2 separate regions of the Homo sapiens genome follow, and region 2 is linked to region 1. Evidence: read pairs that join two places in POLR2A ChIA-PET (ENCODE). Cell type or tissue: OCI-LY7. All regions are shown on one strand. Links, peaks and the distances in the headings refer to the core of each region. The heading gives the core; the rest is flanking DNA. Region 1 overlaps KBTBD2 (kelch repeat and BTB domain containing 2). Region 2 overlaps RP9 (RP9 pre-mRNA splicing factor).

Region 1 (10,648 bases), core at 1,946-6,945:
AACCCGAGACGCTTCCGCCGCGGGCGGGGGAGGGGCGCGGGCGGCCGGCGCCGCCCTCCGCACCCCGCGGCGGCCCCAGGGCGGCGGAGCTCCGGGCAGGTCCGCGGGGAAGGGGCGGCCCGGTACGCCGCTAGCTGGGCGTTTCCGGCCCCGGCACCGGGCGCCTCGGCGCCCGCGGGGCTCCCGGGCGGCGCCTTGGCCTCGGCTCGCGCCCGCCCTTACCGAAGTAAAGCTGTTTCCCTTAAAGACTCGCGACGTGTTCGCGACATGGTGGGCCGAAGGAGGACACCCCCTTCCTTCTGTATTCCCCCCGCGTACATCTGAACTAACCAAGAGAGGTCTAGACGAACAGAGCTCCTGTTATGGTCTATATCGACTTAAAAAAGAAAGCAGAAACTGCCCTTTGAAACGGAAAATTGTGTACGTGTTTACTTTGTGAAATCTTTAACTTCCTTGAATTCGACCACCTCCTTCTCCCTACGGATTGAACAACCGGGGAATAGAAAAATCGCTTAGTTTGGTGTGGGGCGGTTATTTTGAGTTAACATCTTTTTTTCCCTTGGGCTTAGCTATCTAAGAACTCTACCTGCCTCAAAAGGTAGAGGAGCGTCCATCCCACGGGCTACCACGGTGACCCCTTCCAGTGAAAATAGGAAAAGAATTCAAAATACAAAATGAACTTTAAAAGGGTGTGTGTGTGAACTATCTTCTGTGTCAATTAGCCTTATGAAGACGTAGGCAACAGGACTGGTCACGTGTTGTTTATACTTGAATCTGTACGTCGGGCTCACAGCATTTAGGCATTGAGAAACGAAACCCTATCAACGCTGTGCACTGACCAAAATGATATTTTCTTTTATCGAGGCAACTAATTAACAGGGATCTTCCCCCTCTTCCCTCTGAGTTGTACATTTTTGCCGAATTTGAGTAGTATGGGTCTTAGATCTCTTGTAATTGTGAATGACTTAGTTTGGTTAACCTTTGATAAGGACTTTTTTCCCCGACTTTTTTTTCTGATCTAAAGTAAATTGAAAAGCCAGTCGGTTGTTTTCTAATCTCGATGATGTGGAATTTTGCTATTCTTTCCATCTGGCTGATAACTAATGTTAAGCTTACTTCTTCACTTTGATCTTCTGTTGGCTTAGTGCTTATTGAAGCCCTTTTAGGTTGGGGCCTGGAATCCTCAAGAGGTTGTTTTCTGTCAGTAACTCGGGAGTGCTGTGGCCTTTCTGTTGAGCATGCTCTGTAGTCCACACGTTTCCACATAGTGGTGTTTTCTTTGCACAGTTTTGTAGGAAGACTTTATGAGTGCTGTAACTCTACTCCCCTTTTTGCTCTCATAAGAAGCATTATAAAATGTTAACTTATGTTATTCACAGGGCATGTAAGGAGATGGGAAGGAATAGAGGTATCAGTACATATGTCCATGCTCCTCCATAGATTTTCTTCTGGTTGGTAGAAATGTTGAGCTTTTCATTCCTAAACATTGAACATTGAATGTGCAAGGTGAATTCCTAGAAACTTGAATGCAGTCTTAAAAGCCAAATGATAACATTGGTTTTTCCAAAAATGTTACACATTTAGAAAAGAGTCCCCCTTCCCCTCTTCTCTTTGCCCACATTCCTAAGACAAGTAAGGCCAGGAAAAAGGATTGATCCTGGTGTCATAAAATATGAGTGAAAATTTCAAAGTCCTTTGTTAGCTTAATCTTTTCAGTTTTGTAGAGTTTGAATAGACCAACTGATACTTAAATAACTCAGTATTAGAAATGACAGGTTGATCTCAAGTAATTTTTTTTTGAGACAGAGTCTCTTGTCACTCAGGCTGGTGTGCAGTGTCACGATCTCGGCTCACTGCAACCTCCGCCTTCAGGGTTCAAGTGATTCTCCTGCTTCAGCCTCCTGAGTAGCTGGGATTACAGGCGCGCCCCACCAGGCCTGGCTAATTTTTGTATTTTTAGTAGAGATGAGGGTTCACCATGTTGGTCAGGCTGGTCTCGAGCTCCTGACCTCGTGATCCCCTCACCTCGGCCTTCCAAAGTGCTGGGATTACAGGCGTGAGCTACCGCAGACGGCCGATCTCAAGTAATTTTTTTTTTTTTTTTAAGAGACGGAGTCTCGCTGTGTCGCCCAGGCTGGAGTGCGGTGGCGCGATCTTGGCTCACTGCAAGCTCCGCCTCCCGGGTTCACGCCATTCTCCTGCCTCAGCTTCCTGAGTAGCCCACGCTGGGCTAATTTTTGTATTTTTAGTAGAGATGGGGTTTCACCGTGTTAGCCAGGATGGTCTCGATCTCCTGACCTGGTGATCTGCCCGCCTCGGCCTCCCAAAGTGCTGGGATTTACTGGTGTGAGCCATTGCGCCTGGCCACTTTTCCCCAGCTTTCTTAAGTCACTGCGCAGAGGTGAGAGGAAAAAGGAAAAGTGATACCCAAAATAAAAGGACATAGTATACTCATATGATTATTGTATCGCAGGTGGCATTGCCTTTATGTTCTTGTTTAATTTTTTAAAACTGAGATAACTTGTTAATCATAATATAGTACAGCTTGTACTTGTGACCTGAATTTACTTAGGGTGCTGAGCGTAATTAACCTGATGGAGCCATGTCATCTATCAGTATGGTTGGAAAGAGAGAACAGACCTAAGCTCTGAATGTGACTAGAGCAGAGGAAGCTATGCTGAAATTTTTTTTTTTTTTTTTTTGGGACGGAGTCTCGCTGTGTCGCCCAGGCTGGAGTGCAGTGATGCGATCTCGGCTCACTGCAAGTATGCTGAAATTTTTAAAACTTGATAGATTCTTCAAAAGGCCAGGTGTTTGTTTTTTTGGTTTTTTTGTTTTTTTTTGGTTTGTTTTTTAATTGATGCCTGTCACAACTCCAGAAAATTCTGTTTGTGTAGCAGTTGACAATCTAAAAAACAAATGGTCTTTTCCAGACATTCTCAACTGTCGTGGTTGTTTTGATAACTTGAAAGCAAACTGTTTCTAGCACCCATCTCTTGTCCTTCCTAAGGAGAAAACTATCTCATTGAAATAAAGAAAGGCTTGTTTTATGACTGGTGCCTTTCTGGACTCTCATTTAGTTTTTTACACTGACATCAGCCTCCTCAAGATTGGTCGTCTTTTAAGCACTAGTTTGTTTCATTATTTGTACCATCAAAATATGTGAGAAAAGGAAAAAAAAAGGAAAAATTATCTTAATATTTTAGAACACTGAATTCAGATTTCAAGTGTCAAATGTTTGCAAAAAAGTCCCAATATTCTCTGAAAACATTGGATTTCTCTTATGTAAAATACCATTTAGACAGAATGAAAAAAGAGAACTGTATTTGGAGTGCTGAGACCTTGAAATTGGAATCTTCGGACCTGGTGAAGGTGTGGAATCCAGGAGTTGGGAAAGTGCTGCAAAAGCTTCACCAGTGGGTGGGTTAATAAAAATAATTTCGAATATCTGTGTAGTGCTGTGTGTCAGGTACTGAACCAAGTATGAAATGTAATCCTAGAACAATTCATTGAGAAGAGAGTTGTACTTTTAACTACATTTTATAGATGAGCAAACTGAGGCATAGAGAATAAATAACTTAAAAAGGGCCACACAGCTATTAAGTTGCAGAACTGGGGCTTTAACCCAAGTAGTTTGGGTTTGTACTCAATTATTTTTCAACGGTTGACCTCCATGGAGAACGCCTTGGATCTTTTCCAACAAAAATTTTTAATCTTCTCTATTGACATTTGTAGCATTGGGAGATGCAGCACTCCCTAAGTTAGTAATGTACAATTTGAATGTGCTTCCTACAGGTGAATGATTTATAGCCGCACTGCCCCTCCTGGAGGGAGACCTATCATTCCTTCATTCCTACTATATAATTTATTTTATTTTTAGTTGGCAAATAATTGTATGTATTTGTGGGCTACAATGTGATGTTTCAATCTATGTACACATTGAGGAATGATTAAATCAGGCTATTTACATCTGTCACCTCATGTACTTATTTTTTTTGTGGTGAGAACATTTAGAATCTTTAGCAGTTTTGAAATACACAGTATATTATTGTTAACTGCGATCATCAACATGCTGTGTAACAGATCAGTAACACTTATTCCTCCTGTCCAATGGAAACTTTGTACCTACTACTGTGCTTATTGTAGCAGGCCTTGCTAGCAGCCTCCTTCCCATCTTTTTATCCTTTCTTCCTTTTTCATCCACAGCTCAGTTAATTGCTGATTGGTTTCTTTATCACATTCAATAGTTCTTTAATCCTTTATTCGTTCCTCAGTCTCTATATTCTGCCTGGTTAACATTGGAAAAGCTTGCTTTGCTTCTATTTGTGTTTCCAGGCTACTCAGTGGGAGGATGCTACAAAGTACACACCTCTAGGAATGAAAACTTGATTTCAAAGTGAAATTAGACATCTATCCCCCCTCATTGCCTCCCCCCAAAAAGCCAAAACACTGCCATCAACCTCTGACATCTTTAAAAGTATTTGGGATTTTTTAAAAATTTCAACATTTCATACTTTTAATCTTGGTTCCTTATCCTTTAATGTTAATAATCAGAATCTGTAAAACAATTTCATGGTCACTTATCTCTTTATGAGTATTAAAGTAGTATTTACTTTGTAAATTTTCTTTGCTGATAGACTTTCAGGCATGTTTTGCTGCTTATAGTGAGAAGTTAAACACCTTTTTAATACTGTTATTTTATAGGAAAGTTAAGTGAGGAATTCAGACAACCAACTTAAATTTGTTGCATAGAAACACAGTTGTCTCTTGGTTTCAGTGGGAGATTAGTTCCTAGGTCCCCTTGGGATATGAAAATCCAAGGACACTCAGGTCTCTGATAAAATGCCGTAGTATTTTCGATAACCTGTGCATATCCTCCCAATACTTTAAGTCATCTCTAGAAATAATATTTTGTGGGAAGAGTTTCAGATTTTTAAGTAGAATTGTATATGTTACTGTCGATTGCTAACTGATTTAATCCTGACAATCATTTAGTAACAATGTTTCAAAACTTTTATGTGTTGGAATTCACTCAGAACCTCGGAGACTTGGGCATCCTAGAGAAAATGTATTAGAAGCATTTGTTTTCAATCAGTTTATAAATTTTTGACTTCTGTAGGTAGTCTTCGGATTTAAAAATAAATAGGACTTTGTCCTGTAATAATTCGTAGAAAGTCAGTGGGTAGAGGCCGGACGTGGTGGCTCATGCCTGTAATCCTAGCACTTTGGGAGGCCGAGGCAGGCAGATCACCTGAGGTCAAGAGTTTGAGACCAACTTGGCCAACGTGGTGAAACCCCATCTCTACTAAAAATGTGAAAAATTAGCCGGACATGGTGGTGCGTGCCTGTAATCCCAGCTATTTAGGAGGCTGAGGCAGGAGAATTGCTTGAACCCGGGTGGTGGAGGTGGCAGTGAGCCTAGATCACACCATTGCACTCCAGCCTGGGCGACAGAGCGAGACTCTGTCTTTAAAAAAAAAAAAAAAAGTGTGTAGACAGTGGAGGAGAGGATTTCATCCTGTGTATAACATTTTAACCTTATCTTTGCCATTCTCTGCGATCAAGCAAATCAGTCAAAAACACTGAATTGAGCGCAGGACTTAAAAGAAGGAGTAAGAATATGTACACTTTTTATGTCAAAGTACATTGCACTTTATTAAGATTGTGAATTTCATTATATTGTGTTTGCATGACTCCAATTTAATTCTTATGCTGGTTAGCATTTTTTACTATGGAATATATTCTAATGATCAGTGTTAGAATATAGGACTTTCTTACTAATCTGGAAGCACCTGATACCAGGAATTGTGGCTTATAACAGGGATTTCCCAAAGTAATTTAAGTGTTTTTGAATAGCTTTTTCTCAGTATGGATTTTTTTTTTGGCAGGTTATCTTGGGGAGAGATGTCTTTTTTTTTTTTTTTAACCTTAATTAAAGGTACTCACACTAGATAAGAACATGTTTCGGAAGTCCACGGAACTAGCAGGAATTGGGGAAAGCAGTTGTGTGACTAGGTAAAAGATGTTAGAATATTTTGGTTGAGAAGAAAAGTGGAATATATATAAATTAGATTAAGAATTATATTTAATTCCGCGTTCAGGAATTTAAAGTTTGTGCTTTTCCTTGTTTTGTGATCTGAAGAGAAACATTATTCTTGCAGAAACAACTTGAGGTACGTATTTTAGTCACTGACTAAATATTTCATCAAGAAGCAGTGTAAGGCCAGGTGCGGCGGTTCACACCTGTAATCCCAGTACTCTGGGAGGCCAAGGCAAGTGGATCGCTTGAACGTAGGAGTTCAAGACCAGCCTGGGCAACATAGTACAATCCTGTCTCTTAAAAAAAAAAATTAAAATTTGTGTGTGTGTATGTGTGTGTATATATATATATATACACATATATGTGTATATATATATATACACACACATACACACATATATATATAAAAGAAATATAAATTTTTAAAAATAAAGCAGCGTTTGGTAAATGTGGCCTGTAACCTGTTCTTGTAAACAAAGTTTTATTGAAATAACATTTGTTTCCATATTGTCTTTGGCTGCTTTCAGGCTGCAGCAAGAGTTAAATCTTTGGGATAGAGACCTTATGGCTCCCAAAGCCTAAAATATTTTGTCTTTGTTATGAGAAGAGAGAATAGTGTACCTTTTGAAGTTTTATTATTATTACTATTTTTATTTTTATTTTTTTGAGACTGAGTCTCTCTCTTGTTGCCCAGGCTGGAGTGCAGTGGTGCGATCTCGGCTCACTGCAACCTCCTCCTCCTGGGTTCAAGCCATTCTCCTGCCTCAGCCTCCCGAGTAGCAGGGATTACAGGCACGCACCATCACACCAGGCTAATTTTTGTATTTTTAGTAGAGACGGGGTTTCACCATGTTGGCCAGGATGGTCTCAATCTCCTGAACTCAGGTGATCTGTCCACCTCAGCCTCCCAAAGTGCTGGGATTACAGGTATGAGCCACTGTGCCCAGCCTTTTTTTTTTTTTTTTTAAATTAAAAATTTTAGAGGCAGAATCTTGCTGTTGCCCAGGCTGGAGTGCAGTGGCATGATCATAGCTCACTGCAGCCTTGAACTCTTGGCCTCAAGGTACCCTCTCGCCTTGGCCTCCCAAAGTGCTGGGAGTACAGGCATGAGCCAGCACAGCTGGCCAAAAGTTTATTTTGTAAAAATCAGGTAATCATTGCATATATTAAGAAAATCCAGAAGGTTTAAATAGGTCTTCAATAAGTTTTTCCTTCCTCCTGTGTGATCCACTGTTAGTAGTAGGGCTGAGCACCAGATACCTTTGCTCATTTTACCTGTACTACAATTTTTCTTACGGTAAAGAGTAAAATTTCTTGAACTCATGTCTCTATTAAAAGTTTGAAAGAAAAAGATTAAGATAGCTACATTTCAAGAAAAATGTTTCATATACCCAGCTTGCTTCACTCATTTGCTTGCTTCTTGGCTTTTAAGTTTGTCTAGAATAGCTGGTTTTTAAAACACCATGTTTTTGAATGACAGCTGTAGCTGTGGCTGTAATCTGTAGTAAGAGTAAAAGCCCTTGGTGTTTTGGAGCTTTAGTGTTTGGCTTCTCTGAATCCGAGTATGTAAAGTGCAATGATTGGCACTTAGTATTCAATAAACATTTGTGGAATTTAGCCATTCATTCAGAAAAGAAAATTAAGTCAACAGTTTCCTTGATACCTGAGAATTAATCTGGGGAAGCTGGCTTCTACAGATAACAGGGTCTGTGACGTTTTGAAGCTGATTTTAGATATAGAATGATATACAAAATGTAATTATTGAAAAGGGAAAATTTGTAAAATACGTCACATCAGTTGGTAATTAATATAGTACATACTGAATTGCTTCAGAGGATTTAGAGTACTGGTTTCAAGTTTTAGGAGGGAAGGAGCCTTTTACAGAAAATGTTTGTGTTGTGGGCATTTGAAGATGGTTGGTTGATCGTCCTAAACTTTGCAAATTTTCACATTTTTATTTTTATTTTCGTGAGACAGAGTCTTGCTGTGTTGCCCAGGCTGGAATGCAGTGGTGTGATCTCAGTTCACTGCAACCTCCTCCTCCTGGGTTCAAGTGAGTTTCAGCTTGAAGCAGCCTCAGCCTCCAGAGTAGCTAGTATTACAGGCATGAGCCACCATACCCGACTAATTTTTGTATTTTTAGTAGAGACAGGGTTTTGCCATGTTGGTCAGGCTGGTCTTGAACTCCAGGCCTCAGGCCTCAAGTGATCTGCCCTCCTAGGCCTCCCAAAGTGCTGGGATTACAGGCGTGAGTTACCACACCTGGCCAAGCTTTCACATTTTTAGTTAATACCTTTTGAAGTCCATGCTCCCAGAGGGGTGAGATACTTAATTTTATTTATTATTTTTTGTTTTTGTTTTGTTTTGTTTTTGAGACGGAGTCTTGCTCTGTGACTTGGGCTGGAGTGCAGTGGCACGATCTCGGCTCACTGCAACCTCCGTCTGCCAGGTTCAGGTGATTCCCTGGCCTCAGCTTCCTGGGTAGCTGGGATTACAGCACGTGCTACCATGTCCAGCTAATTTTTTTGTGTTTTTAGTAGAGATGGGGTTTCGCCATGTTGGCCAGGCTGGTCTTGAACTCCTGACCTCAAGTGATCCACCGACCTCAGCCTCCCAAAGTGCTGGGATTCCAGGCATGAGCCACCACTCCTGACTTTAATTTTATTTTTAATTGTACTTGTTTATTTACTTAGTGTCATATCTGAATGACTTACTTTTTCTGCCTATTTTAAGGTAACTTTTACGTAGGCTGCCTCTCCAGGAAGAAAATGTATCCTGGATTACAAAAGAAGAGTGGGAAATAGGGGAATCTAATAAAGCTGTGTTAATGAGTATGACTTTGTACTTTTTTAGAAGCAGACTTCAATTGTTTTAATACGGTTTCATGGATACGATAAAAAATCAAATCTGGCAAAACCCAGTCGTAAATGAGGCCTCCCCAAAATCATTGCAGAAAATCATATTATTATATGGTTAATGAAATGACCAGAGTGAGCCTGTACCGCTAGCCTGCAAGAAATTCTGGGGTCTAGCGGCATGATTTAAGTCTGTCTTGGCCCTGGCCACCAGTTGCTGTCACCTTGTTTAAACATGGATGGGGACAATTTTGAGTCCAGCTACTGGGATTAGGACTTCTACTTTATTAATGCATATATTTCTGTAAAATATATTTCTAGAAGTAGGATTAGTAGATTGGTATTAAGCATTTCCAGTGCCAAGTATTATTAATACTTGCAATTTTGAAATTCAAAAAGCTCTGAAAAATCAAGTTGTTAAAAAAAAAAAATCTTTGCTAGTAAAACCTGACCTGAAGTAACGTGAGGCTATATATAGTCTTTATTTTTGACACCATTCATAGTTGCCTCAGCAAAGATAATATGTTTGATTATCCATTGCTACCTGAGACTTCTTGAGAGGATTTCATAATGTAGGGTACATGTGTCACAATACCTCTATAAAATCTGGAAAAGTGTAAATTCTGGAGCGTGTCTTGTGTCAAGAGTTTTGAATAAGGGATTGTGGGTATGTATCAACTTACTCCTCTGTGTAAGAATGCTTGTTTTTCCACACCCTCAACAACACTATGCCTTGCTGCATTATTAATGTGTGGAAATAGCCAGTGATTTTAAGTATTATTTGCCTTAGAGATTATAGTAGTAGAACTCAGATTTATAGTGTGACATGCTGTTCTGGAAGAGCAAAGTTATTACCTTAAATGACCCAGAGTCTCACTCTGCCTTTGCACCTGTTTTAGTTACTTTCAAAGTTAACTTGGCTGGAAACTTGACTGTATATCAAGTTAGCAGTTACTGTAATAGTATAGTTTGTCAGGAAGTGTATGTCATTCTCTTTGACATAATGGATGGTATTTTGTGAGGAAAAATAACAGTGATTCTAATGATGGAGTCATTTCTCATTATGGTAACTAATGGTCATCTTAACAGTTGGTGAAAAAAGAGGTGGCAGTTTTTATAGTTAACATATTAGTAGCATTCTATTTGGGATTTTCCTCTTTTCCTGATTTGTAATTCCTTTGCCATGTGTTGTGAATACTGAGTTCCAAATTAAATTTTTATTCAGCTGGAATTTTGGTTTTTTTTTTTGATGAATGGTATGCAGTATGACTAAAGCCTAGGTTTTTTTGCCCCCTTGAGCAGTTAGCCACTTCCAACATTATTTGTTGAAATAAACCATTCTTCCTAACTTGAGATACCATATTTATCTTTATCATATCTAATTTCTTTTTTTTTTTTTTTGAGACGGTGTCTTGCTCTGTCACCCAGGCTGGAGTGCAGTGGTGCGATCTTGGCTCACTGCAATCTCCACCTCCCGGGTTCAAGCAATTCCCCTGCCTCAGCCTCCTGAGTAGCTGGGATTACAGGCACACACTACCACGGCCAGCTAACTTTTGTATTTTTAATAGAGACAGGATTTCACCATGTTGGTCAGGATGGTCTCGAACTCCTGACGTTGTGATCCGCCTGCCTCGGCCTACCAAAGTGCTGGGATTACAGGCATGAGCCACTGTGCCCGGCCAGTCATCTCTGGTTTCTTATGTGTACTTGGTTTTATGGCAGTTTTATAGTACATTTAATATTTTCATAAAAA
Region 2 (10,648 bases), core at 3,632-8,631, 210 kb before region 1:
GGTCCTGATCTATCAAACAAGGTAGGTCAGCTCATGTTTTTATGGCCACCTCTGACACAGAAAGGCAAGGAAATGTTAGGGTAATATTTGTAGGAGTTTATTATTATTATTTTAAATATTTTTTTAAAAGTTCCACTGAGATTTTATCTTCTTTAAAAAAAAAATTAAAGTTATTTGTAGGGCTTCTGGCTTGCTTTGTGGGAGACTTGTTCTAGTTTTTATGGCCCACTTGTGGAAAAGAGGAATTCTGGCCTCTCTGACTGCTTTGGGGAAGAAAGAAGGGCAGGAGACAGGAGGGCAAGAGAAGGTCAGAGAGCAACTGTCTTCTGAGGCCTTCTCTAATCTCATTTAGTTCAAAGTACTCAGCATGCCAAAGCACCATACTTTGGGGTATCATTTTCTGAGCCCCAATAGTACTTTTTCCACACATAACTACATATCAGGTAGTCAGTTCATTTTTTACCTAGACTCTTCAATCTGTTGTCCTTCAGTACACTGGTTACTTTTTAGACCTGGTCCAGCAGTGGTCCTAGGGCATCCTTTCCCACTCTCCTATCTTGCATCTCATTCCTGGATTCCATGTCTTCCTCTTTATAAGTTTACTCTCACATTTTACCAAAGCCAATTCTGCAACTTCCTATGAAAGAGTGCATTGGAGGTAAAGTTTTTGACACCTTGCATATCTGAAGATGTCTTTATTCTATCCTAAAACTTGGTACATAATTTGACTAGGTATAAAATTACAGGTCAAAAATCATTTTGGGGCTGGGCATGCTGGCTCACACCTGTAATCCCAACACTTTGGGAGGCCAAGGCAGGAGAATCATTTGAAGCCAAGAGTTCAAGACCAGCCTGGGCAACAATGTGAGACCCTGTCTCTACAAAAAATTTAAAAATTAGCCAGGCACAATGATATGGACCTGTAGTCCCAGCTACTCCAGAGGCTGAGGCAGGAGGAAAATAGTAACAACAATTTTCACTCAGTTTTGGCGATAGTACATCACTATCTTCTAGCTTCCAAAACTGCTAAGGAGTTTGATGCCATTCTGAGTCCCTTTCTTTTATAAGTTACCTGTTCAAGTTCACCTCACCCTTAAACGTTAAGAAACTATTCTTTATTGCTGCCATCCTGAAGTTTCATGATAATGTTAGTCTTTTCCAATTGACTTTTTTTTTTTTAACTTTTATTTTAGGTTTAGGGGTACCTGTGTAGGTTTGTTATACAGGTAAACTCATGTCATGGGGATTTGTTGTACAGATTATTTCATCACCCAGGTACAAAGCCTAGTACCCAAGAGTTATTTTTTCTGATGCTCACCCTCCGCCTGCCCTCCACCCTCAAGTGGGCCCCAGTGTGTGTTGTTCCCCAGTTTGTGCAGTTGACTCTTTTTTTCTTGACATGTCATGAATGCATTAACTACATATATAAATTTATGTCTTATTTCCTCTCCCCAATTTTGTTTTTTCCTTCTGTTGATTTTCTGTTGCTCTATCTCTTCTGTCTTTGTATTTTCATTGTACTTTGTAGATGTATCTTTTTCTCTACTAAACATATTTGTTATATTTCTAAATCAAAAAGCTTTTTCTCATTCTGCAAGTTGTTTTTTATATTATCCTGTTCTTGTTTCATAAGTGAAATATCTTCACTCATCTATGAGGATACTCACTCGTTTTTCTTTTTTGTTGTCTTTTGTTCCCTACATTGCCTCTATTTCTTGTTTGCTTTTTATTTTGATTGCTGTCTTACATTTAGTAATTTTTTTTTCTCTAATATCTGGGTATTCTTGAATCTCAACCATATTTTGTTTTGTTTTGTGTTTTTTAGAGACAAGCTCTCGTTCTGTCACCCAGGCTGGAGCACAGTGGCACGATTATAACTCACTACAGCCTCGACTTCCTGGGCTCAAGTGATCCCCCCTGAATCAGCCTACAGAGTAGCTGGGACTGCAGGTGCACACCATGACACCTAGCTAGTTTTTTTACACTTTTTTTTTTAGAGATGGAATCTTACTATGTTGCCCAGGCTGGTCGCGAACTCCTGGCTTCAAGGAATCCTCTCACTTAAGCCTCCCAAAGTGCTGGGATTACAGGCATGAGCCGCTGCTCTGGCCTCAACTCATTTAAGAGTAGGCGCTATACAGCTCTTGTCAAGGGCAGCTGTGTGTGGGAGAGAAAAAAGAGAGAAGGTGTTGTTTGTTGATCAGATAGCTTCATGATAGGGCGCTCATGCTGCAGGGTACCCTTTTTATCAAGAGACTTCCAAATGTCAGTAGTTGGAGATTTTTTTCTGGGGCTCCTAAGTTCCTCTAGAGAAGGGTCTTGAGTCCTCTGCCTGGGGGCCAGGGATCTCTGCCTGGCTGCCAGTGTTGCTGAATTGGAGAGGCTAACCCTGCAGCCTCCTTCAAGTGTTGGGCAGGCAGCCTCCTGGCTATAGGAAGGAAGCCTCATCTTCTGAAAAGTGTTACTTCTTCCACCCCAGGAAATCCATTGCTATTTCCACTTTCCCAAATTTGTTGAAAACTTCCTCTGATGTTGCCTCCTTTTGGGATATCTTTATGGCCTTTTTATTTTTTCACTGTCATTTTTAAAGCATCTGGGGAAGGAGATAGATAAGCATGTTGGTCAGTTGGCCATGTTAAATGGGAAGCCCCACAGTGCTCTTTTATAAATTGAATTCAAATCTTTTCATCCCTGATGTGATGGAGTCTCCTGAGTCTCCACCACAGTTTTCCCTCGGTGACCCTGCCTGCCAGGCCCCTGAGGGCATCCGAGGCTTCCACCTGCTCCAACACTCTCTGTCACTTAATAGCTCCTGGGCTGCCAGGCATAACAGAGTGGACCTTCTGGGTGTATGTGGCAGTTTCACCTCTGCCACGCAGCCCCTTGGATGCAGCTGCAGGAACAATTGTGTGGAATGGAGTACACTTGCATTAGGGACTCTTCTCAAAGAAAACCCATCTCAACAGTCAACAGAAAGAGTAATTTGAAACACTTAACAAAAGATTTCTTACTCTGTACACACTTGAGAAGACAGCGTGTCTCAGACATAACTGGTCTTCTTCCTACTCAGAGAAAGTTAGTACAGTCTGAATGACTAAGTAAGGCTTTTCAGATGGCACAAAATAATGCATCTCAATCAACTTTTTTTTATCTTGAGAATTAACTGCAGCTGGACACGGTGGATCATGTATACAATCCCAGTACTTTGGGAGGCCAAGACAGGAGGATTGCTTGAACCCAGGAGTTCAAGGCTGCAGTGAGCTGTGATCACGCCACTGCACTCCAGCTTGGGTGACAGTGACTGCAAAGATAAATGCATACCTCTTAACTGTCACACTGTAGAACCTAAACTGTGCGTGAACATACTTCAGTTTTCTAATCTGTATTTAGTAGTTAAATACTACTTTCAGAAATATATTTTTGAGTATACTACATTAATGAATTGTTCAGCCCCGGGAAACAACATGAACCACCCTTCTTTAAACTTGTGAAACCACTTGTAAAATGGACTTTGGGAATGCCATTGCTGATAATATTATATTTCCAAATGTGCAATTGCATCACACTCATTTTCATCTTGGCAAGAACAGTTACTTTTTTTTGAGAATTTGGATCTCAATTCGATTGGCCATATATTTTTTGTATAATGCTTGTGGCTCAAAAGGATTCATTTATTGGATTTTTGGATTTATAGACTTTACTGTCAAGCTCCTTCTAGTCTCTATGCATAAGGTATAGCATTAATGTTTCTAATGAATGGCTACAGATAAACTATCATCTTCACAAGTTGTGCAGATTTCCATTGTTTTTGCTCCATTAGGCCTATGTCATGCCACAGCTTTTTGTTAGAAATATTTTAAGCACCTACTTTGGGAAAACACTGTACCACACTTACAAAGCTAATCCTGTTAATACACAGTTGTTTACTATTTAATCTTGAGGGAACAGATCTGGGATTAGTAGTATTTCTCATCCATTGTCCATCAAGTTGCTTTCTCCCACATCTTATAGAAGGGGAGAATGAATTTTTTTTTTTTTTTTTAAGACAGAGTCTCACTCTGTCTCCCAGGCTGGAGTGCAATGGTGCGATCTCAGCTCACTGCAACTTCTGCCTCCCAGGTTCAAGCAATTCTTCTGCCTCAGCCTCCTGAGTAGCTGGGATTACAGGCACCCGCCACCACGCCCAGCTAATTTTTGTATTTTTAGTAGAGACGGGGTTTCACCATGTTGGCCAAGCTAGTCTCGAATTCCTGACCTCAAGTGATCTGCCCGCCTCAGCCTCCCAAAGTGCTGGGATTACAGGCGCGAGCCACCACGCCTGGCCAAATGAAAATTTTTTCACTTTTCCCTTTGTCTATTCTTGACTCCCTTTTCCAATATTCATTGTCTTCTAAAGGGTCCCTTAAACTATGCATAAGACGAGAGTCCGAATGAAGAAAACATTAAATCATTAAGTGTTTCTCTATGTTGCAGCCATTCTGAAGTATTAAAATAAGAGAGCCAGGTGTCATGGTGCCATGGTACACAACTGTAGTCCCAGCTACTCAGGAGGCTGAGGTGGGAGGATTGCTTGAGGCCAGGGGTTTGAGACCAGCCTAGGCAACACGACAAGACCCTGTCTCAAAAAAAAAAAAAATACTTCCCTAAAGGTTTAAAGGGTCAAGGGACAGACCTGAGCTAAAAATATTTGCATATTACTCTTTTGGGAGGAGGTACAAATTGCTTTAGGAGCCTGAGAGTTGCTCTTTGAGTGCACAAACACCTCGCCTTCAGAATTTCCTTCCCATCTTGCTGCCTGTCCCATCTGGAGACTTGCGTGCTCAGCATTCTGGGTCTCCTCTGGGTTCAGTCCCTGGATGGAAATAAGGAAGGCCTGGCCAGTCTTAGATGGCAGGTGCCGCTCAGCACAGGGAGGAGAAGCATTCTGCTCTTCTCAGGTGATTGCTTGTCTGCAAACCAGTGATAAAAGCTTATTGTTGCTAAAATCTCTGATTAAAAATCCTATAGCCCCTTTTTTGCAGTAACTTGATGTGTTATGTTTACATTAACATGGTTGATAAGGTTTTGTTTTTTGTTTTCCAGTTACGAAAAACCTCCTCCTGGGCTTATCAAGGTTAGTGTGAAGTTTGTACTCTTGGTTATTCCACAAGACATACTTGTAGACTCAGTAACTTGTTATGAAAAATAATTGCATGATGTTAAATCTCCTTTTACCAAAAGCCTGTTTCTTTTCCTGCAGATGAATGAGGGGTCATAATTTTTAGTTTTGTCACAAGCCTCTGCCTTTGCAGAAATTTCATCAGCCATGTTTCCCTTCCCTGAAGAACCAGTGCAGGCCCACGTGGATTCCTTGGCCATGCCCCTCTTCTCTCTTGCTGGGGATGGCATCTCTAAGCTCCTTTTCCTTGTCGGCCTCACCCGGCTCAGCCCCTCGGTCCATCCTCTGCTGGTTTCTTGAGCTCAGCAGCTCAGAGAGCAGTAAACTCTGAGGAGATCTGACAGCTATCCAGTCCCGCTCCCTGGTACAGGCATCCCTCCTGCAGCTCCCTGGCCAAGGTGCCAGGGTGTGTGTGCACGAGGGAGACTTAGAGTGGCAGGCCACGGCCAAGAAAACTTGCTGTTTCATAACTCTCAGCGAAGAAATATTCTTTAAAAACATGAGTCTATTGTAAATTTAATATTCATAGAAACTTGAAAAAAATCCAAAAGTTTGAAAACACATTAATTGTAAATGCAGTTATTGAGTGGTAAAAATGTACATCAGAGATATAGCATGTGTGTGACTGTAAAACATGACAGGGCCTTCAGGGTATAATAAACTATTCTAGCATAACAGGCCATTTCTATTATTCCAGGAAGCCTGGTTTACTTTAATTCTATATTTTGAGGTAGTGAAACTTTTTTTTTTTAATCTCAGAATCTTATTTGGAGCTCCCCAGTCATTGCTATATAAGGACAGATTTTTCTGCTTCACCAGTAACTTTTCTCTAAGAACAGCTACATTGTTTTTGGTATAGTTCTTCTGGTACATTTGTTTCCTGTTTTTTCAATCAGGTGTAACTTGTCTTTTTTTCTAGTTTTGAGGGGTAACTAAGATGATGTTGGCACCGGAAGCCCAGGAAAAAGCCAGGCAAGGGTGGCTCCAAGGGGAGCAGGAGAGAATCCCAGCGCTCTTGCCATGCTGTTTATACCTGTTCCCTTTTTTAGGAAGATGAGACTAAGCCAGAAGATTGCATACCAGATGTACCAGGCAATGAACACGCCAGGGAATTTCTGGCTCATGCACCAACTAAAGGACTTTGGATGCCACTGGGGAAAGAAGTCAAAGTTATGCAGTGTGAGTGTGGGAGAGTTTCCCTAATCCATGCAACTTACATGCCTCAATTTACAAAGAGTGTTTACTTCTTTTATTTAACTTGTTCTCATCACAGCCCTCTTACAGCCAAGGCACGTTCTCCATCTTCTAGATAAGGAAGCATCCACCCCACCCCCCACCACCGTGCCATGTGAAGAAGAAAGAGGGCTGTCATCTTAAGCCAGGAAGAAAGCTCTCACCACAAACCCACCTTGCTGGGACCCTGATCTCAGATTTCCAACCTACAGAATGAATGAGAAAACCAGTTTCTGTTGTTTAGGCCACCCAGAATACGGCATTTTGTTATGTCAGCCCGAGCTGACTAAGACACCATCTTTCTGCAGGTCCCCTTAGCCTCTCTCCCGTGTTGGATCACCCATTTTCCTGTGTCTTGAGTCTTCTTTATTATCATATTCTCTCCTTATGGTGTAACAAATCCTATGGCTGTTACCTTCAAAATGGGTTTATAGAAGATAAAAATGTTAAGACCTTTACTTTTCTGGAATCGTCTTTAACAGATTTTTAACTACCAGGATATTGAATTCTAATTTAAAAATCAGTTTCCTTGAGAATTTTGATGGGAATGCTTCATTGCCTTGATTATTTGTTAAAAGCAAAGACAACGTGCCTCAGAGTTCAGTATCTATCGGTTTTTCTTCTTTGGGTGGGTTATATTTTCCCAGAGAAGGCTCCCACGTGGAGGGAAAGCCATACTATGAGTGTTCTGGGAGCCGAGTGGAGGGAGTCTGGAAATGTGTCCATCTGCTTTTCATTCATTCGTGTGACCCTTTGTGGCTATTGCAGCAGCTTCCTTCAGACCTACCTGATGTCTCCCTGGTCTCCCTGGCCAGAGACCCTCTGTTTTACCTTTTCCACACATTAAACAACCTTCTACCAGGGTCAGGAAAACAGGGTCTCACTCTGTCACCCGGGCTGGAGTGCAGTGGTGTGATCACAACTTACTGCAGCCTCAACCTCCCAGAATCAGGTGATCTCACATCAGCCTCTGAGATAGCTGGGACTACAGGCATGCGCCACCAGGCTTAGCTAATTTTTTTGTACTTTTGTAGAGATAGGGTTTCACCATGTTGCCTAAGCTAGTCTCGAACTCCTGGCCTCAAGCGATCTACCCGCCTCTGCCTCCCAAAGTGCTAGGATTACAGGTAGGAGCCACTGTGCCCAGCCACCATTAATATTCTAAGAGAACTTGTGATTTTATTTACTTAAAAGTGAGAGTTTTGAACAGACTCAACCTGAGAAAGAAGCTTTTATAGTGTCTAAAATAGTAAATGAGAAGCAGAGATACTTTATGAAAACATTTACTCTGAAAAATATACTGAAACACACTTTAAAAAAAATGTACCTTTTGGGCCGGGCGTGGTGGCTCACGCCTGTAATCCCAGCACTTTGGGAGGCTGAGGCGGGCGGATCACCTGAGGTCAGGAGTTGAAGACCAGCCTGGGCAACATGGCAAAACCCCATCTCTGCTAAAAATACAAAAATTAGCTGGGTGTGGTGGTACGCACCTGTAATCCCAGCTACCCAGGAGGCTGAAATAGAAGAATATCTTGAACCCAGGAGGCAGAGGTTGCAGTGAGCTGAGATCACGCCACTGCACTCCAGCCTGAGCGACAGAGCAGGACTCCATCTCAAAAAAAAAAATTCACCTTTTGAAGTAATTCTCCATTGGATTGCTTCATAAATACTTGGTGATAGAATATTATTCCTAAAGGTATAAGACTAAAGGATGCTTGGGGAAGCAATTAGTTTACCTCTGTTTCTGGGATCTTACATGGCTTGTCCATAATTATATTTTGTTTTAGAATTAGAGTTTAATGAAGAAAAACTTGAATATATTCTGCTGATTCTTTATCTTGAGTAGGTGAAACTGTTATCTTACAGAAATATTTCTCTTTTCGTTTTTAGGTTGGCGTTGCAAACGCTATGGTCACCGAACGGGTGACAAAGAATGCCCTTTCTTTATCAAAGGCAACCAAAAGTTAGAGCAGTTCAGAGTGGTAAGTAAAGTCCAAGAGTGTCAATTTACATTTATCAGAGATAGTGAAAATCAGTGAAGCAGAAAGTCACCAGTGAACTTGAATGGTCACATAAAATACATTCCCAGAAGCCCTTTGACCAAAGTGTGTGCTGTTAACTACATGCTTATTAAATTACATTTGTATGACAAATTAGCTCTTTTACAAAAAAAAGGAATTCTTATTAAAGTGATCTTTGTTTGTAACTTGGAACAGTGATTTTTTTTCTGAAACAGACATTGTTATCTATTCAACCGCACTTTTTAAAATTTACTGTGTAAAAAAGTCATGTTTCATGACTGAAATCAGGGATTTAATTTCCCGGTCTTTAAAGAGTACATGTCTTTAAACTGTAAGATTAAAGTGTCCGTATATTTTTTCTTTAGATGACAGTTATTCCCTGTATTTTTCTTTGTTTTTGAGGTGGCAGTGTTATAGCTCTGTGATTGCTCCTGCAGAGCAGGGCTACCCCAAAGACAGTGTGCTGAGAGTAGCCATTTCCTGTATTTTTCTAATTGGAAAATCCATTTTTTAGCCTTAATGAGTTTTCAGTGATGTGACCTAGAACATGTTGAACATGCAGCTACATCAAACAGTAAAAAAAAAAATAAACTGGTTTTCATAACATAGGCATTTCATTGTATTTAACTTGTGATCCATGAAGCCTAACCAAACCTTAACCTTCTCTGACCCTTAAGGCACATGAAGATCCCATGTATGACATCATACGAGACAATAAACGACATGAAAAGGACGTAAGGTGAGGTCGTCCTGATGATAACAATATCCCCTTAAAGTTTTAAAATTATATAAAGTTGGAGAAAACCACTCTAGTGTTAGAGGAATGGTGCAGTAAACATGGTACTTCAATTGTGAAAATATGTGGAGTGCAGGAGTCATGGCTGAAAAGGCCAGTGTTGGGGAATGAGCAGGCCAGCCTCCTCCTCCTTGGGTTAACTTAAAGCCATGGGCTTGGTCCAGCTCTCTGGCCACTGCAGTTGATGTTGGCAACCCATGTTGTGCTGTCTACTTGTACAGTATAATTGATATTTTCATGTGATTCAGTTTATCTTCTCCAGAGTCTTTAGGGATGTGAGCTTTTGTTAAAAATTATACTTAGGCCAGGCTCAGTGGCTCACACCTGTAATCCTAACACTTTGGGAGGCCGAGGCCAGCGGATCGCTGAAGTCCAGGCGTTTGAGACCAGCCTGGGCCATACAGCAAAACCCCATCTTTACAAAAAAATATAAAAAGTAGCCAAGTATGGCAGCACGCACCTGTAGTTCCAGCCACTCGGGAGGATGAGGTGGGAGGATCTACTTGACCCCAGTAGGTTGAGGCTGCAGTAAGCCATGATTGCACCACTGCACTCCAGCCTAGGTGACAGAGGAAGACCCTGTCTCTAAAAAAAAAAGAAAAAAATTAGACATGATTAGAGAGAGGTGGAAAAAATTGGAGGGTTTGTTTTTTCAAATTGGTGGCATTATAACTGTTAAAGATGTAGATTAAGAAATTGAGCAGTAGGGGAATGGTTTAGTAAAGTATGCGTCTGTTAGAAATTACAATTGTAAGGACTGTGGAAACATGCAGAAATGTCTAGGACAATAAAAAGAATACAAAGTGGCTTGTACACTGGTTTCAGTCACGTAAAGTAGGCATTCAGGTGGAGAAGAATGAGAAAACAGGTAAAAATAAAAATACTGTCTTTGTGACATGGTTATTCATCATCCTATACTGCTTTTGAATGACATATTTATCTAAGCAACTGTTGTAAGTTAAAGCTAAAACTCACTGTTCTTTGATCAATTTTGAATGTTTAGGATACAGCAGTTAAAACAGTTACTGGAGGATTCTACCTCAGATGAAGATAGGAGCAGCTCCAGTTCCTCTGAAGGTAAAGAGAAACACAAGAAAAAGAAGAAGAAAGAAAAGCATAAGAAAAGGAAGAAAGAAAAGAAAAAGAAGAAAAAACGGAAGCACAAATCTTCCAAGTCAAATGAGGGTTCTGACTCAGAGTGACAAGGATGTGACTTGTTCAACATTCTCTTCTCAAACACTGACCAAGGAACAGAGGAAGATGCAGTCAGAGAAAGCAGCAGGATAGAGACGCCGAGAGAGGAGTATATGTGGGTCACAGCAGTGAGCTCCCACCCGCCTTGCAGTGAAGATGTGACCCCAGGAGAGGGAGTGTCTCCTTCCAGGTGCTAGCTCTGGACAGCAGCTGATTTTAGGCAGGAAAGTTTCTTCATCGTTGTCC

Evidence for each region. ChIA-PET counts read pairs that join two places held together with the same protein. Peaks named below come from ENCODE experiments on the same cell type or tissue, not always from the same donor. Only the 100,000 strongest peaks of a DNase experiment are listed, where the experiment ranks them.
Region 2: POLR2A ChIA-PET joins it to region 1 with 11 read pairs; 12 of 35 experiments call an interaction of 5 or more read pairs at or near these places.

The regions. Positions count from the first base shown.
Region 1 is chr7:32,880,749-32,891,396 of GRCh38, reverse strand. All of the region lies in intron 1 of KBTBD2 (kelch repeat and BTB domain containing 2), which reads left to right. Among named protein-coding and RNA genes, the nearest start is that of KBTBD2, 5.7 kb to the left of the region's middle. RefSeq lists a silencer at 1-277 and an enhancer at 2,112-2,637. In OCI-LY7, for the core only: no CTCF peak of the experiment used is centred there; no DNase peak of the experiment used is centred there.
Region 2 is chr7:33,094,996-33,105,643 of GRCh38, reverse strand. RP9 (RP9 pre-mRNA splicing factor) reads left to right here. Exons shown (of 6, transcript NM_203288.2): 2 at 5,083-5,113; 3 at 6,208-6,337; 4 at 8,282-8,373; 5 at 9,090-9,151; 6 at 10,212-10,648. The coding sequence ends at 10,410. It overlaps LOC124901610 (a long non-coding RNA gene), which reads right to left. Exons shown (of 4, transcript XR_007060279.1): 4 at 10,245-10,648. Among named protein-coding and RNA genes, the nearest start is that of RP9, 9.1 kb to the left of the region's middle. In OCI-LY7, for the core only: no CTCF peak of the experiment used is centred there; a DNase peak (open chromatin) is centred at 5,873; H3K4me3 peaks cover 2,072 bases; H3K27ac peaks cover 2,470 bases.